Regions from separate parts of the Mus musculus genome. Here region 1 is linked to region 2. The links are chromatin loops, found by intact Hi-C in ENCODE. Cell type or tissue: gastrocnemius. All regions are shown on one strand. Each heading gives the region's core, and the rest is flanking DNA. Links, peaks and the distances in the headings are about the cores only. Region 1 overlaps Zfat (zinc finger and AT hook domain containing). Region 2 overlaps Zfat (zinc finger and AT hook domain containing).

What was found. Hi-C counts contacts between places; a loop is a spot of excess contacts. Peaks named below come from ENCODE experiments on the same cell type or tissue, not always from the same donor. Only the 100,000 strongest peaks of a DNase experiment are listed, where the experiment ranks them.
Region 1: a loop joins it to region 2, with 2.5 times the contacts of the local background. A loop is called at or near these places in 5 of 42 quality-filtered maps.

What each region holds. Positions count from the first base shown.
Region 1 is chr15:68,082,591-68,086,981 of GRCm38, forward strand. Zfat (zinc finger and AT hook domain containing) reads right to left here. Exons shown (of 16, transcript NM_001145888.1): 16 at 1,148-1,971. The coding sequence ends at 1,732. Among named protein-coding and RNA genes, the nearest start is that of Zfat, 170 kb to the right of the region's middle. In gastrocnemius, for the core only: a CTCF peak has its summit at 1,879 (motif pointing right); DNase peaks (open chromatin) are centred at 1,861 and 2,368.
Region 2 is chr15:68,223,438-68,227,828 of GRCm38, forward strand. It overlaps Zfat (zinc finger and AT hook domain containing), which reads right to left. Exons shown (of 16, transcript NM_001145888.1): 2 at 1,330-1,506. Among named protein-coding and RNA genes, the nearest start is that of Zfat, 33 kb to the right of the region's middle. In gastrocnemius, for the core only: no CTCF peak of the experiment used is centred there; DNase peaks (open chromatin) are centred at 1,864 and 2,208.

The sequences.
Region 1 (4,391 bases), core at 106-4,105, 140 kb before region 2:
ATGGTGGTTGAGGAGGTCCCAAGAGTAAAGCAGGGACAAGCTGTATTTTATTATTGCTTGGACTCTTAGGAAATCAGTGTAGGAAGGAAGCCGAGAGTCATGACGCTTACTGCCTCGTTTCCAATGTCCACAAGGATATGAACAGCCAGGAAGAGCAAGGCCTCAGTGCTTCTTCCTAGCCAGAGCTGTGAAACAGTCTTCCTGGAGAAGGGGCTACCTCCTACAGCACGGAATGCCAGAGCACCTCCTGGTACACACACACACACACACACACACCTCATCAATCCCTTTCCGGGGAAGAGCTGTAGGAAGTGACTTTCCTTCTATCCCTAGGAATACAAACATCAAGGATGCCTCTCACATGGGCTAAGGGCCTTGGTCAAAGCCTCTCAAGGTTCGGACACCCGAGTCTGTTCATAATCAGAGAACTTGGCAATCATACTCATTCAGATGCAACTGGACTGGAGGGGGGGGGGGGACTCTAGCAACTTGTTGAGGAAATTTGGATGAAGACAGAGCCGGCTTGGAGACAGATTCTCTGCCTACACTTTGGACACTGCTATACAGACACTTGTTGAGACAGATCTCCTGGAACGCTGGCTGACCCTGTCACCTCAGTCTATTAAATGGCCACCACCAACCAAGGGTTGTAGAATAAATATAATCCCAGCCTCTTCACAACCCACCCCTTGTGGAGTTGGCTTATGGATAATCCTTCTCACCACCTTCCCTTTGCAGCCACCCACACTCTGGGGCAAAACAGAAATTGTCCTTGTCTACTGTCCAGCATACACTGGATATAGCCTACATAGCAAAGCCCATGGCCCTTCCAAAGGTCATTGGTGCAAACTAACTCATGCAAGCAGAGGGCCTTTAGTTCCTCTGAGGTCAGCCTACTCTCCTGTCTCCTCCATGCCAAGACATTGCTTCGCTCCCTGCTGAAGTGCTCTCCCACGAGTGCCGGAATGTCATTCAGGGTAAGGTGAGGGGTCACTGCGATGCTAAGAAGTACCATTGTCTGTGTGCCAGTCTCTGCACCCTTGAAGACAGCTTCAGTGGGAGAAGGGGACTTTGGTGGAGGAAGTATAAGCTGCCCCAAAGAAGGACAAGGAACAGGCACAGATGCTTTTATTTCACCCACCCCCCCTAAATGGGGGGGGGGGTGAGAAAATGCATTTATTTCAAAAGCAAAAAGAATTCCAAGCTGGGCCCTTGTGATAGAGGACTATGGGTCACTCATTTGTTCCCAGTGTCCTTGCACTGAGGAGGGCAGGGCTCTGTGGAGAATGCTTGGAAGGCCCTGCCCCACCCTACCCAGTGGTTAACTCAAAAGACATAAGGCCACTTGCTGTGTGATATCTGTCGTCCTCTCACAGACAGCACAGTGGGCCCCTGCAGAAGGTGAGCACCAGGTAGTAGGGATGCAAAGGGCTGGGGTTATAATCAGAGATGATGCAGATGGGGAGAGGAGTCTCCGGATCTTGAAGCAAGGAAGGCGTAGGACAGGAGAACTGATGGGAAGGTCTCCTGGAAACAGAGGGTCCTGGGTCAGGATGTGATTTGTACTGAGGACTAGGATTCTGTATTGCTGGTGGTGTGCTGGCTTTGACCACACAAAGGACACTACAGAGAACTCTATCTGGGCCAGTAGACAAGAAGAGCACAGATGGGTCTGGTGGGTTAGGTGGTCTCCAGGGCCACCAAGGCTGGCTGCCACAGGAGGCAGGGATTCTAGAGTTCTGGGGCTGGCTGCTCCCCAACCTGCTCCTCCACGGGCTGTACAGCCTCTTGCACGTATACGATGAACTCTGAGGCCTCCCCACCCTGTGTGTACACCGTCACTGTCTCTATGCCCTCCACGTCGTCAGAGGACACCACCAGATGGTGCTGCTCGGCCAGCTCCACGGAGGCCTGCTGGAGAGTCTCCTGAATCATGACTGTGTGGTTGGAACTGGGCTCCTCATCGGTGACCTAGGAGGGAAAGTGAAAGGTGACATAGGTCCAACAATAATGTCAACATTACAAATGGGCATTGGGAGCCGCATGCAGTCCTCTCATCGATGCTATATTGTCTCGCCCCTCTTCATGGAAGAGGAGAATGAGACTCCATGACACAGAGTGACAAGGTCAGGTCTTTCCCATGTTGCAAATGGAACCTCCAAGGTGTGGAGTCACAAAGGTACCATGGGGTTATGAAATGCAGAAGCATGCAGCATAGATTAGGAGACTCCTAAAGATATATACCTGGTCCATTTGACACTGAAAAAGTGGCTAGGTTCTTCCTGGTTTCTTTGTTTTTGCTACTCTGGGAGTCGCACTTCAAATGCTACAGTCCCCAGGGGCTGTCCATCAATGCAGATGCCTGGCAATTCTTTGGAGGCCTGCCAATAGATCCATGCTGCCACAGTGCTGGGGCAGGGAAGGTCAGGGAACATTGATAGTAGAGAAAACCAGCTGATTTCAATAGCCAGGACTTTGATTGCTTGGAGACTGCAGAGTCCAAATTCCTACCAATGCCAACGTATCATGTCCCTGACTATCAATCAGCTCTGGGCTGTTGGCAATTTGTAATAATAAAATCATCTTTAACCAGAGAAGAGGAATAGGAGACAAATTTAGGAAGAACTAAGAACATAGATTGTAAAACAAAGGGATGGGCTGAAAAACAGATAAGGGGCTGGTGGACAGTCCACTGGTCCCTAGGAGATTTGGAGTAGCTATCCTTTCAGGGCCTGAGTGACAAGGGTGACATTCTCTGGGATGCACTGAGCAGGTATGAATGTCAGTTCCAGCACTTCCAGGAAGCCTGGGCAAGATGCTCTACAATCTTTGGCTTGCCCAAAGTAAAAGAAGGACCAGCATACCTACCTTAGAAAGACTAAGTAGGGAAGGTTCAGCTCATAGAGACTGTGGGGGGAGAGATTAGAGGGGGAGACAGCTGTGGGTGCAATCTGGGCATCTTGATGTTAGATGCTAAAAGAAGATTATGACAGAGAGAATTCAGTAGCTGTAAAGCTATTCTGAGAGAAAACTGCTAACTTATCTAGCCATTTCTGTATGTATAAACCAAGACAACCCAAGACATTTATTTCCTTTTACTATTTATTTCCATTTCATTTATCTGCAAAAATGCACCAAAACCAAGGCTGTGGAGGTAAATATTAATTTCTTTCGTTGAAAGACAGTACCTAACGGGAGAATAGGATGCTGCAAACCTCCTCCCTCACCTGATAGCAAACTATGAGGAGGAAGGAAGGAGGGTGGGTGATAAACATTGAGGTCCTCAGGAAACATGTCCACAAACTACAGTGCATGCCAGGTAAGTGTGGTGGTACCATGTGGTGAGCAGAAGGAGAGAGCCACAATGAGCTCATGTGATATACCCGGCTGTACTCAGTATGGCAGGGTGAAGGCTGCAGGGAAGGGCAGATGAGGTTTAAAGCGATGTTTGCAATGAGCTCTTCAGATCTAAGTGCCTTAGCAGCTCACACACAGACCAAGCCTTTATTTCATAAAGCAAGGCAGACATTTCTGAGAAGTCCAGGCCTCCGCCCATCTACGCTCGCTCTCTTACCATCCTGCTGAACATTTCTATTTTGTCTGCTACCTTTTCTAGGTGCTGAAGTCCATTTAAGAGAACCCTTTTCCCATTTGTTTTTTGTCTTTAATATCTAGCCCCAGGTTGGTCTTGTCACCAAAACCTGTACTACATTCGTCTGTCTATTGATTCTTATGCATGGAACATCACAATGGATCATCAGGAAAGGTGACAGACGATGCTAGCTGTGCATTTCACTGAAGTCCTAGCATAAGCACGTGTTAGGTTAAGCAGGTCAAGCTAACTTGGTGCTCCCCAAGTCCACCTTCTCCACATACTTAGGAGCTCCACAGTGAGGATGAGCCAGAGGCAAGGAGCTGCTTTACAGAGGGGCTTATGAGCCTTTGGGATATGTGCGCTCCTCAAGCATTCTAAGTGTGACCTGCTCATTCTGCTTTTCTGCCATTTCTGTAGGCATGCACTGCCTACCCTGCTCCCACAGAAGTCAACAGCTGTTTCCTGCTGTGGTTACTGAACACTCCCTCAAGCCTCACTCCAGTTCCTCATACATACTACCTGTTCCCTCTTCACAAATGGCATCGTGAAGCCCCTAGGGTCCAGTGACTCAACTAAGGTCAAGCAGCTCACAAAGAGCAAACGCTGGACCCGGTGTGCATGAGTGGAACCTAGAGCTCGTTCTTCCTCAGCTGGCGAGCGTGGCAGTGACTAACGATATCACATGCCCCAGATTGATAGGGTAGAATTATTGCTCTTTAGCCATCCGAGGCAGACAAAGGTTAGCTTGTACAGCTCTAACCATTCTCTTTGTTCAAAATGATCACTCCAGCAGTTT
Region 2 (4,391 bases), core at 262-4,261:
GGGCAATGTGGATGCTGACCCAAGGGAATCCCTCCTCCCCCTACGCCCATTTCAGGGGCTTATGTTTCTTAGTTTCTCATCATGCAACATGAACAGCAATACTTCTTGCTCCTCAACAACTTAATCATCTGTCAGACATATTTCTCCAGCACCCCAGGCCTCGGCCAGAGGGACTTATTAACCAAACATTTTTCCGTCTGGAATCTCTCCTTGTTAACAGTGTCCGACAGATGATCAATAAGCCAGACTGTTTTGAATGCCACTCTGAACGTTCCCAGGAAAGAGCAACTGTATGGTGAGAGTGGCTAATGAACCCCTCAATGGGACATTTGCCACCCAGCCTGGGCTTCTGCTCGGCAGACTGGTGCTGCCCCTCATCATGCATAAAGGGGTTTGTGGGGGCATTTGTCTAAGTCTTGTTTGCAGCTGTCCCTCTTGCAGCTGTCCCTTTTGCACTACATGTTTTCCTTCTCGTCTGTGGGGACCTAATTACTGTGCCTAGATGGCTTCTCTAATCCATGGTGCCTGCTGTAGCTGATATCATTCAGGAACAGAGGTACAGCAGCTGCAGACAGATGTATCTCCCTTTGCCCACTGACTGTGAACCTGAAAGAGTCACAGTCTCAACCTTCCTTTAGGTTTAAAATATGGGTTTGGAGACACTGTTTCCCAACTTACAGAGAGTAATTTATTGATAGCGTACAAGACCTACCTTCATCCTCATCTGTGCAGGACCAGAGGTAGGGAAGCCACACTCTCTGACTTAATCTGAATATTTGTCGTCATTTCTCAGATAAGTAAAGTGAGGATTAGAAAATAAATTTCATTTGCTTTAAATAACTCAGCTGATAGATGCTAAAGCTGAACCACTCCACACTTGTCTAAGGTCAGACTCCTGCTTTATGCTACTGGAACCTGCTTCAAACATACATACGTACATACATACACACATACATATGTACAAACACATATATACAAACATACACACATATATAAACACATATAAATACACACACATATATACACATACATACATATAGACAAATATACATATACACATGCCTATATATACATACACATATACACACAAACATACACACATACACACACACATATCACTGACCAGGTATTAGAGGAACACCTACAGAAGCTACTGGGTAGGAAATTCAAAGAGCTGAACTTCCACAAGATCTACATTCAGACAAGTATTTGGCTCTGAGGTGGATTTTCTAAGTTTCTGCTGTGTCCATGAGCCAGGTAGCTGGCCTCACAGTAATTTAGAGTGTTCCTATATCATAAGTCCCTGCCCAGCATGCCTGTGGTCCTTACCATCTCCACCCTTGCTTGGGTTGGGGTTTTCTGGAGTGTTCAGAGGCCGGAGGGGAATGATGACGTCATCCACATTGACCCCTTCTTCCCCATGCTTCTCAGAAACGTGGGTCACGAGTTCTGACTGATTTGGTGAGAAAAGATTACAGCATTTACACATGAAGATGGCTGTGTTTTCTGTAAGAAAAAAATTACAGGGAGTATTGTTACTTCTCTGACACATAAACAATGATTACTACAAAGAACAGAGAAAGAGAGAGATGGGGGGCGGGGGCTATTTTATTGTCCACTTCCTGCAGACTGTTCCCTTTGCAGATACCTCAGGTGGGCATAATGACAATATTCTTTTTTCCGTATTTCAAAACTTTCTGCTGCAGAGACCCACCCAGCAGGCCAAACTCCAGAAAAGCACAGTCAATGGAAACATAACTGTGGTTTAACATGGAAGTTAACCTCAAGCCAAATCCTGCTCTCAGATGAAGGGAGAGGCACACTGCGGGTCACATGGAATTCTAGCCAAACTCTCTCAGACCAGGTGCAAGGAAGCTCGGCCAAGGCAATGCTTCCCGAAAACTAAGACCCTTACAACAACTGAACTGAATGGCTGGCTCCTGCACCCAATGGGGCACAAAAGCTAGGAATGCACTGCTTTTATTTATTTATTTATTTATTTATTTATTTATTTATTCATTTATTCATTTATTCATTTATTTATTTTTTTATTAACTTTATATCCTGATCACAGCCCTCTTCTTCCTCTCCTCCTAGTCTCACCTTCCCACCCCTCTTCCCCAATTGCTCCCTCCCTAGGTACCAATCTACCCTGGCACATTAAATGCATCCTCTTCCACTGAGGTCAGACAAGGCAGCCCAGCAGGAGGAGAGGGATCCAAAGGCAGGCAAGCATCTGAGTCAAGGACAGCCCCTACTCCAACTGGTAGGGGACCCACATGAAAACCAAGCTGCACATCTGCTACATATGTGTCCAGTCCGTGCATGTTCTTTGGTTAGTGGCTCTGTAGGTCCTCTTGTGGTGTCTTTGACCCCTCCATCTCCCTCTATCTTTCCCAATCTTGTCCATAACTCCCTGAGCTCAGCCTAATGTTTGATGTGAGTCTCTGCATCTGTTTCCCTCAGTCATTAAGGAAATACAAATCAAAACAACCCTGAGATTCCACCTCACACCAGTAATAATGGCTAAGATCAAAAACTCAAGGGACAGTACATGCTGGTGAGGATGTGAAGAAAGGAGAACACTCCTCCATGGCTGGGGGGATTACAAACTAGTACATACACCCTGGAAATCAATTTGGTAGTTTCTCAGAAAACTGGGAATAGTTCTACCTCAAGATCCAGCTGTAACACTCCTGGGCATGTACCCAAAAAACGCTTCACTACCCCACAAGGACACTTGCTCAACGATGTTCATAGTTTTATTCATAATAAAACTATCATGGATTTATTCAGCTTTATTCATAATAGCCAGAAACTGGAAACAACCTAGATGTCCCTCAACTGAAAAAATGAATAAATAAAATGTGGTACATTTTCACAATGGAATACTATTCAGCTATTAAAAACAAAGACATCATGAAATTTTGCAGGCAAATGGATAGAACTAGAAAATATTATCCTGAGAGAGGTAACCCATATCCAGAAAGACACACATGGTATTTACTCACTTATAAGTGGATATTAGCCATAAAGTACAGGATACCCATGCTATACTCCACTGACCCAAACAAGCTAAGTAACAAGAAGGACGAAAGGGAGGATGCTTGACTGTTACTCAGAAGGGGAAACCAAACAGACATTGGGAGTAGACAGAGGAAACTGGCTCAGAGTGGGGAGGGGGAGGGGAACTGGAGTGATGATTAGGTATGGGGAAAGCGGAGGGGGGGGGCGCTGTGAGAGAAAAGGGAAATTGGTGTGGGATAGGGGAGGCCCCTAAGAAGGTATAGAGGTGACCCTAGCTGAGACTCTTAGCAGTGGGGGATATGGAGCCTGCGGTGGCTACCTCCTGCATAGCCAGGCAGGCCTTTTTTTTTTTAATATTTTTTATTATTGCATATTTTCCTCAATTACATTTAGAATGCTATCCCAAAAGTCCCCCATACCCTCCCCCACCCCACATCCTTACCCACCCATTCCCATTTTTTAGCCCTGGCATTCCCCTGTACTGGGGCATATAAAGTTTGCGTGTCCAATGGGCCTCTCTTTCCAGTGATGGCCGACTAGGCCATCTTTTGATACATGAAGGGAGGGGGACACCAATCCATCCACAAAACCTTCAACACAAAACTTGACCTGCCAGGGATAAAGACAGAGCAGAGACTGAGGGAATGGCCGGCCAATGCTAGCCAAACGTGAGACTCGCTCCATGAGAGAGAGTTAACCCCTGACTATGAATGATACTCTGCTTTGCTTGCAGACAGGAGCCTAGCATAACTGTCCTCTGAGAGGCCTCATCCAGCAGCGGGTAGAATATGTTGCTCTCTGCCACTTAATTCCTATCTAAACATTGTCACTGTTCATAACAAAACTAATTATTCCTAACACAATATTAGGTAAGAAGACATAAAGAGGAGAAAGAATTCACATTTCAATCTGATAAAAGAATTATAGATACAAATAAAATCATTATATTTAGGACTCAAAAGCCATTACAAGGCTTTTGGTTGACATTTTCACATATCTACTGAAATGGAGTAACTGGTACCATACAAAAGACCATGGCTTTTCAACCAGACTCCCATCCCTAAATGGATGAAGCACCTTGGAGAAGTTCAGGTACTCTCTCGGCAGCTGATGTCAGGGCAGAGAAGGTCAGTCAATACCTTCCTGGGTAGCAAATACCAGGAGATCCCACCATGCTCCAAGGCTATGTTTCAGCTGCCTTCTGCCTTGCCAGATAGCTGGAAACCACACACTGCCTAGTGCCCCATGGGACTTACATGTCAGCTCTCAGAGCTGGGCTCACACCCACCAATACCCCAGACCTCTAGGCCCTTGCACTGTCCTGTTAAGTAGGAACTACACGTCTCTCTCAGTTTACCTTTCTG